2 separate regions of the Homo sapiens genome follow, and region 2 is linked to region 1. A link is an interaction called in ENCODE POLR2A ChIA-PET data of the cell type or tissue named here. Cell type or tissue: MCF 10A. All regions are shown on one strand. Each heading gives the region's core, and the rest is flanking DNA. Links, peaks and the distances in the headings are about the cores only. Region 1 has its middle 7.2 kb from the start of METTL21A. Region 2 overlaps CREB1 (cAMP responsive element binding protein 1).

Region 1 (4,398 bases), core at 105-4,104:
TGTCCTGGAATTTTCAGTTATTTGAGCCATTAAATTCCCTAATTAGCTTAAGCTGTCATTTGAGCAGCTTTTTTTTTTTTTTTCCATATCCTGAAGAAGAAAAACAATCCTAATACATTCAGTCTGGGCCGGTCCCTTGAGCAAAGGAGAGATATAAAGCCATGCCTGTATGGGGCCATCTTCACTGTGCGGTATAGATGGAGAAACCATTCTACAGAGAGCAGTCACCAGCAGAAACTTGGGGCTGAGCTGCCAGCTGCCGTTTTCCTGATGCCTCTCTTGTCCTGAGCCCTTCCTGGCTGCACCTGGGTTCTCAGGTCCCATGGGAACCCAGGGTAACCAGACAAGACATTTTCCTTTCTTGATTAAGCTCGCTGGAGTGCCTGTGACATACATACAGCCAGAGTCCCAGTGAAAAGGATGTTTTTTGTTTTTAGGAAGTGATGTAGACAGAATATAAACATTCTGTAAGTTCCTCAGACCTATTCAATGTTATAATATAGGTAGTATTAAAAGTGTTCTTCAAAAAATTTAAAGAAATTGAGGCCAGGCGCGGTGGCTCACGCCTGTAATCCCAGCACTTTGGGAGGCTGAGGCGGGCGGATCACGAGGTCAGGAGATCGAGACCATCCTGGCTAAAACGGTGAAACCCCATCTCTACTAAAAATACAAAAAATTAGCCGGGCATGGTGGCGGGCGCCTGTGGTTCCAGCTAGTCGGGAGTATGGGGCAGGAGAATGGCATGAACCCGGGAGGCAGAGCTTGCAGTGAGCCGAGATCGCGCCACTGCACACCAGCCTGGGCGACAGAGTGAGACTCCGTCTCAAAAAAAAAAAAAAAAAGGGAAAAAGAAATTGAAGACCAGGCACTATGACTCACGTCTGTAATCCCAGCACTTTGGGAGGCTGAGGCAGGTGGATCACCTGAGGTCAGGAGTTCGAGACCAGCCTGGCCAACATGGTGAAACCCCATCTCTACTGAAAATGCAAAGAATAACCGGTCGTGGTGGTGCACCACTGTAATCCCAGCTACTCAGGATGCTGAGGTAGAAGAATTGCTTCAACCCGGGAGGCGGAGAATGCAGTGAGCCGAGATTGCACCCTCGCACGCCATCTTGGGCAGCAGAGCAAGACCTCATCTCAAAAAAAAAAAAAAAAAAGAAATTGAGACAGAATTTTTAAAGATTTTTTTTTCTTTTTAGAGATGGTGTCTCACTGTGTTGCCCAGGCTGGTCTTGAATTCCTACACTCAAGTGATCCACCCACCTCAGCCTCCCAAAGCACAAGCACGAGCCACCGTGCCTAGCCTAAAATATTTTTTTTTTTTAACTGAGATCCTTAATTGCTGTACACTAGAGATTAAACTGATAGCAGAAAACACATTTCCTTGCACTGTCTAACCCAGCAGCAGTTCTCACATTTTTTGGTCTCAGGATCTATTACACTCCTTAAAATTATTAAGGACTCCCAAGAACCATTCATATTTATTGTGTTAGAAATGTTAAGTTTTAAGAAGTTAAAACTTAAAATAATAAACTATTTGTTATTTTATGTAAAGGTAGCAGCCATACCTCCATTATGGATTAACATCACAGCAGTGACATCCTCACATATCAGGGAACCCCTGGAAAACTTCACAGTATACTCATGGGAGAATGAGAACGAAAAGGGCAAATAACATCTTAGTATTATTACGAAAATAGTTGCAATCTCATAGATGCTGTAGAGAGGTGTTAGAGTTTCCCAGAAACTGCAGACCATATTTTGAGAACCACTAGTCTACACTGCTTCTTAGCCTTCTTGGCAAAACTATCTTTTGTCTGAGTTACTGTTGTTCAAGGACTAAATAATAAGAATACTTATAACACTGACTTCCTATCACTGACTGTAAATATACAACTGATACATTATCAGTTTTCTTGTTATCTTTAACGTGAAAGCAGTATAGAGAGAGTGTGTTCAAAGTGGGCTTTGGAGGCTGGTGTCCTGGATTCTAACCTCAGTGCTTAGCTGGGTGACCGTGGGTGAGTCACCTAGCCTTTCTGAGCCTCAATGTCCTATCTGTAAAATGATCATTATATTACTATTTATCTTTGCTGTGAAAATTAAGTGAATTCATCTGTTCTTCAAAAGTGGAGAAAGAAAATAAAGTAAAATTTTTATTAGAAAAAAAAAACAAAAACTGGCTGGACGCGGTGGCTCACGCCTTTAATCCCAGCAATTTGGAAGGTCAAGGTAGCCGGATCACTTGAGCCTAGGAATTCGAGGCTGCAGTGAGCTATGATCGCACCACTGCACTCTAGCCTGGGTGACAGAGTGAGGCCCTATCTCAAAAAAAAAAAAAATCAATGTAGAAGAAAACTAGTTTTTCACCCCTCCTTCGAAATAACTTGAGGCCATTTGCTCATATGCCTGGGTCCTGGCCAGTATGATGTGGGCCGTAATGTCCCTGCCTAAAAGCCCTTTCTTCCCCATCTGCACACCCTCAGAGGTGGGCAAACTGGAGAAGCTGGATCCCTGAGTCATTGCTTAGAGGAGAGTTGCTCAACTCACAGTGGATTGTGACATGAGCAAGAAATCAATCTTTGTCATGTTAACCACTGACATTTGGAATTTATTCACTATTGTAGCATATAGCCTATCTCCATTAATACACAAGGGCAGGCCATTTGAGCTGGGGAAAGGAGAGGGCTCTGAAGAGGTGACATTTAAATGGAAATTTAAAAGAGTAGAAGAAAACAGCCACTTGAAGAGCCAAGGGAATGGCATTTCAAGCAAGGGAACAGAAACTGCAAAAGCCCCCAGGCAGAAGAAACTGTCAACTGACCAGCCAGGAGCAAGGGGTAAGTGGCACAAGATAACTCTTAAGATTAAGTCAAACAGAAGAATGAAAGCTTTGAACTACCCAAACTCCACTAACAACTTACACCCTGCAGGAGAGGTATTTTTGCATCATCACTACACAACTCTCTGTGTGAGTCACAGACCCTGGGTGCCCTCAAGGGTGAGGCTGGCTGCCCTGAAGACACTACCATACAGCTAAGGAGTTGGCTTAAGGATATTCAAAAAGCCTTAAGGAATAAAGCTCCAGCTGGTGCTAAAGAAAGACAACCATAGACAGAGTCTTGGTATAACTGTGTTCACCACTGTCTTTTTTAAGTTCTTGTCTAGCTTCTCAGTATTTCCGTAAGACCTGACTGCAGAGAGAAAAAACAAGACAACTGCTCAGCGCTACCTTGAGGGAATATGCAGCATAAATAGCTACATTTGGATTTTTCATTTTGCTGATGAAATCGCATTTTTGATCACAGCTCCTGGACAACTGCAGCCATGCCTGATGCTCTTGTTCTACAACAAAATAGAAGCAGCAGCTAGGGGAGAAGTTTCCAGACTTGTGTTCTGTTGGGTTTTAGAGTCACATCTGTGGCTTTCAGCTGGAAACGGCTGGACAACTATTTGTTGAATGAATGAATGAATGAATGAATGAATGAATGTTACAATACATCACATCAAATTATTGCCCACCTCACTCCAAAAGTGTTTAAATGCGAATTCAACTTATTAGATACCTTTGAGTTAATGATGCTGAAGAATTTGTAGTTACTTTCATTATTTGTGTTTCATTAACCTAGGGTTCAATAATATTCCCAGGTATAGTACATGTTTGGGTAAGAAGCTATTGACTGTCTTATCTTTTGATGATTCCAAGAAAAGGTATGAAGCCATTTGCCTTTTCATAATTTATAGGTTAATTTGTGTGTAATTAGAAAAGCAGGTACATTTTAAGTAAGTCAAACCAAAAGACAACATCAAGAAGAGAATAGTAAATAGTCAAGTGAAAGTGCTAGCTTGTAATTCCAAGAGCTCATGTATTTGAGCAGTGCCTCTTCCCAGGTGACACAGGGCATTTTGAGTTCAGGTTTTCCTGGTGGTATGTACAGGAGTGGGAGCGGAGTTACATGCTAATGTGACCAGAGAGGATGCAGTGCTGAGGATCCAGGGCAGGATGGAGGCAGTGTCCCCGACTGGCAGCCTCCAAAAAGCCTTGACCTACAGATGTGTTTTGTGTGTCCCATGCAGACTTGGCTCTCATGGTGTTTTGTTTTTTAGTTTAGTGTCAATATTTGAAAGTAAGGAGATGTATCTTAGTCCATTTTGTGCTGCTATAGAAGAATTACCGGCTGGGCGAGGTGGCTCACGCCTGTAATCCCAACACTTTGGGAGGCCAAGGCGGGCAGATCACGAGGTCAAGAGTTTGAGACCAGCCTGACCAACATAGTGAAACCCTGTCTCTACTAAAAATACAAAAATTAGCTGGGCATAGTGGCGTGCACCTGTAATCCCAGCTACTTCGGAGGCTGGGGCAGGAGAATCACTTGAACTCAGGAGGTGGAGGTTG
Region 2 (4,398 bases), core at 277-4,276, 75 kb before region 1:
ATGCTATACATGGGGTGAGGTATCAGAATGCTTTTTCAGTGTTTGGCACCTCTAATTTGGCTCTGTGGCCATTTATTCCACCTTTCTACCTTGAAATTCCACAACTTGGGCTCTTGAAATTACCTGGTATGGTGCAATGCACGTGTATTCTCAGCTACTCCAGAGGCTGAGGCGGGAGGATCACTTGAGCCCAGGAGTTTGAGGTTGAGATTGAGATGAACTGTGAGAACATGCTACTGCACTCCAGTCTGGGCAACAGAGCAAGACCTCATCTCTAAAAAATTTTGGGCTTGAAACGGGCTGATTTTGTCCTACCACTAGTAATCACTTTTAGAAGTAGCTTACAATTGCTGTTTCTTCCTTCTTATGGGGGGAAATACCCTTATAGGAGGTATTATGAAGCCAATATCTAATAAACTCTGTCATCATTAGCTCACTTCCACTCTTCTGCCATCTCTCTGTACCTGATTAGTATAGTTTTGAAAAATTATAATTTTGCTACCACTGCACCTCTCCTTGTTAGTAGGGGAGATTTATGTAAGAGAAGAATCTTTTATTTCTAGACAAGGTAATATCCCATTGGGAAGAAACAGCCAAGGGAGAAGAAATGTTTTTTTCTTCTTTGAAGGGACTAGAACTTTTATAGCTCAGCAAATTTGAATAAGTTTGATGGTAATTCAGCTACATTATATTTTAGCTAGATTTCTGAGTTCATTTGGTAACCTAACCACCACATATATACCTATTTATAACTTGAAATTTGCCTTTAAAGTCACGAAAGCACAAAGCACTGTGGTGCTTGTAACACTCTTCCATATTATTATAGGTAACTAAATGACCATGGAATCTGGAGCCGAGAACCAGCAGAGTGGAGATGCAGCTGTAACAGAAGCTGAAAACCAACAAATGACAGTTCAAGCCCAGCCACAGATTGCCACATTAGCCCAGGTATAAAATACATGGAGAGATTCCAGTTTGTGTCTCTTCCTAGAGGAATACGTTTCCAAGAGAATTTAGTTGTTATTACATAGATATACATAGAATGAGCAGAGATACTCTTACAATATCAAAATTCCTATTTACTTAGTATTAGAGTATATTTAGAAATGATAGTATTAATTCAATAACAGTAAAATGTATTATTAAACAATAATACAGTATTTTTAGTGAAATGATCCAGAAATAATTACATTTTAAACTTATGGGTAAATGGTGCTCTCAGATAAGGGAAGAAAACCTTGGCTATGTATGACAACTGCTTTTTTTATTTTTTTAATATGACACAGATTTATTTTTTAACAGTGGGAATGCAGATAATATGAAAGCCTAAGTTTATATAACTAAACTAAAAATTAGGATAAGCAAATAAATTGACATGTAAGGAAATTTTAAGGATGATAGCAGTTTTTGTTTCCTGTATATTTTAAATATAATTTCTGATTCTTTCATTTCATCTTTCTCTTTAACATCCTATCTTTAAGAATATTTTCTCTCATTCTTATGTTTTTGTTTGCATGCATTCTCCTCAACTATTTTATTAACAGCTGTTTACATAGATAGGAATGAGAAAGGTGGTTAACTTAAAAAACAAATAGCAGATACAGACCTGCTAGGTAATAGTGTGATACCGTCTCTTTCAGATGAAGGTTCCCAGGAGAATATAATCCTAGCAGAAGCTCTGATATATGTAGCTTCAGTTTCTCCAAGAGTTTAAAAGTTCCTAGAGAAGTCACCTAGCAAGAATGAATCATGGGAAATAGAGGACTCACCACACTTGGGTGTCTGGCTGAGGTAGTGTGAGCCAGATACTGGATTTCCAGCAAGAATATAGTCAGAAGGAGTGAGCTGTTCTGTGTTTTCTCCTAAGACCACCAGGGTTTACCTCCAGCCTTCAGGAATAAGACAAAGCCAAATACATCTAATGTACTCATACGAGGCAGGCTGCAGGATTGAAGGGGAGAGAGCCAGGACTTCCATCAATATAGGGTCAACAGATAAGAATCTGGGCTCATCTGTATATTTTGCCCTTTAGAAAGAGGAAGACACAATGCTAGGCCGGGCGCTGTGGCTCACGCCTATAATCCAAACACTTTAGGAGGCTGAGGCGAGCGAATCACTTGAGGTCAGGAGTTCAAGACGAGCCTGGCCAACATGGTGAAACCCCATCTCTACTAAAAATACAAAAATTAACCAGGCGTGGTAGCACACACCTGTAAATCCAGCGACCTTAGAAGGCTGAGGGAGGAGAATTGCTTAAGTCCGGGAGGCAGAGGTTGCAGTGAACTGAGATTGCGCCACTGCATTCCAGCCGGGGTGACAGAACAAGATTCCCTCTCAAAAAAAAAAAGAAGATGCAATGCCAGCAGGCTTCTTTATGATGATAGCCCTTAACACATCTTATCTCTGGAGTCACACTATTTTGTCCAGTCTGGTTGTCCCCAGAGTAGGCTGTATTGTGTCATCCTGGGAATTCCTTTCTCCCTACTTCCATTTTCTCACAGTTTGTGTTTTTGATATGGTAAAGCATGTTTTTCAGTGGTTTTATGAGAAAGAAAGGTTGGCTGAGTAAAGATAGCATGTTATAAAAATTGAATGTATGGGCCGGGTGTGATGGCTCACACCTATAATCCCCACACTTTGGGAGGCCGAGGCAGGCGGATCACGAGGTTAGGAGATTGAGACCATCCTGGCTAACACAGTGAAGCCCGTCTCTACTAAAAATACAAAAAAATTAGCTGGGTGTGGTTATGGGCTCCTGTAGTCCCAGCTACTCGGGAGGCTGAGGCAGGAGAATGTCATGAACCCGAGACCGCACCACTGCACTCCAGCCTGGGTGACAGAGCGAGACTCCATCTCAAAAAGTAAATAAATACAAATAAAAATTGAATGTACATGTGCCTTAACATCTAGAAGATGTACAACAAAAATATTAAAAGTGATTAGCTATGGGTGATAGGAATATAAAGGGTTTTTATTTTATTTTTTATATCTGTATTTTATAAATTTATAATGAGAGGAGCCATTATATAAAATTATTAGTGTAGAAAAGGGATTATTCATTGAGTTAGCTAGGTATATTTTCCCTAGAGAAGACTCAGGAAAGAGAACATAGTAATTGCTTCAAATATTACAAGAGCATTTATATGGAATTGAGATGAGATACTCTGAATAAGGTTATGGTTCTCAAACTTCAGTGTACGGGAAAGTATGATTGGGTTCCTGTTAGAGTTGACTTTACAGAGTATCCTGTGTGACTCTAATGAAGCTATTCCATGGACCACATTTTGAGAATCAAATAAAACTAAGCAAGATTTATAGTGGCCAGAGAGAAAGTGATTAATAAGTAAGGACTTTATTACTATCCAGAGATGGAAGCTTCTGGTTTTACCCTATATGCCAAAGACACTGTCTTTATAGGGATCTTCCCCCCAGGCTTCACAGTCACATATTTCGCTGCCTGCTAAAATAAACATCTCTACAAATTCAGATGTCAGAGTAGTTTCATCATCTTCCATTACAACCCCAGTCACCCAAAAGCCTATCCTTACTTCTTGCATTCTCTTTTTCAATTAAGGACAGTCTGCCAATTCTCTTTCAGACATGAAACATTGGGTCATCTGCAGTTCCTCTCTCACCTCTTTTAACTATTCATAAAGCCCTTTCTGGACTGCTTCCAAATTTTCATAAAATCACTTCCCTCGTTCCCATCTCTACTACTACTAACTGCCCTCTTTTTGGCCTTCATCATCTTTCCTTAACTACTTCATGGGCTTTCTTCGTTGGTCTCCCCACCACCAGTTTTCCCCCTGAAATATATATCTTTCACACTGCCACTAAAGTGATTTTTTTTTTTTTTTTTTGAGATGGAGTTTTGTTCTTATTGCCCAGGCTGGAGTGCAATGGCGCGATCTCGGCTCACTGCAACCTCTGCCCCCTGGGTTTAAGCAGTTCTGCTTCAGCCTCCCAAGTAGCTGGGATTACAGGCACCTGCCACCATACCTGGCTAATTTTTTGTATTTTTAGTAGAGATGGGGTTTCACCATGTTGGCCAGGCTGGTCTCGAACTCTAGACCTCAGATGATCCACCCGCCTCGGCCTCCCAAAGTGCTGGGATTACAGGCGTGAGCCACATTGCCCGGCCTAAAGTGATCTATCTAAAAGCAAACATCACCATGGTATTCAGGAGTTCAAAAGCCCTTCAGTGGCTTCTGCAATACCCTCAGGATAAAATGCAGTTTCTCTGAGGTGACATAATACAGGCTTTTTGTGACTAGCACATCTAGCCCCACCTGCCTCTGTTGTTTTCTCTCTCCCTACTTCATACATCATACAGTAACACACTTATGTGCACCATTGGTGCTGAGCTGCTGGTTATCCCACTCTGCCATGTGTGCTGTT

Evidence for each region. ChIA-PET counts read pairs that join two places held together with the same protein. Peaks named below come from ENCODE experiments on the same cell type or tissue, not always from the same donor. Only the 100,000 strongest peaks of a DNase experiment are listed, where the experiment ranks them.
Region 2: POLR2A ChIA-PET joins it to region 1 with 5 read pairs; 7 of 35 experiments call an interaction of 5 or more read pairs at or near these places.

Annotation. Positions count from the first base shown.
Region 1 is chr2:207,630,398-207,634,795 of GRCh38, forward strand. No RefSeq gene overlaps it. Among named protein-coding and RNA genes, the nearest start is that of METTL21A, 7.2 kb to the left of the region's middle. In MCF 10A, for the core only: no CTCF peak of the experiment used is centred there; DNase peaks (open chromatin) are centred at 2,534 and 2,984.
Region 2 is chr2:207,554,802-207,559,199 of GRCh38, forward strand. It overlaps CREB1 (cAMP responsive element binding protein 1), which reads left to right. Exons shown (of 8, transcript NM_004379.5): 2 at 827-948. The coding sequence starts at 835. Among named protein-coding and RNA genes, the nearest start is that of CREB1, 27 kb to the left of the region's middle. In MCF 10A, for the core only: no CTCF peak of the experiment used is centred there; DNase peaks (open chromatin) are centred at 2,280 and 3,530.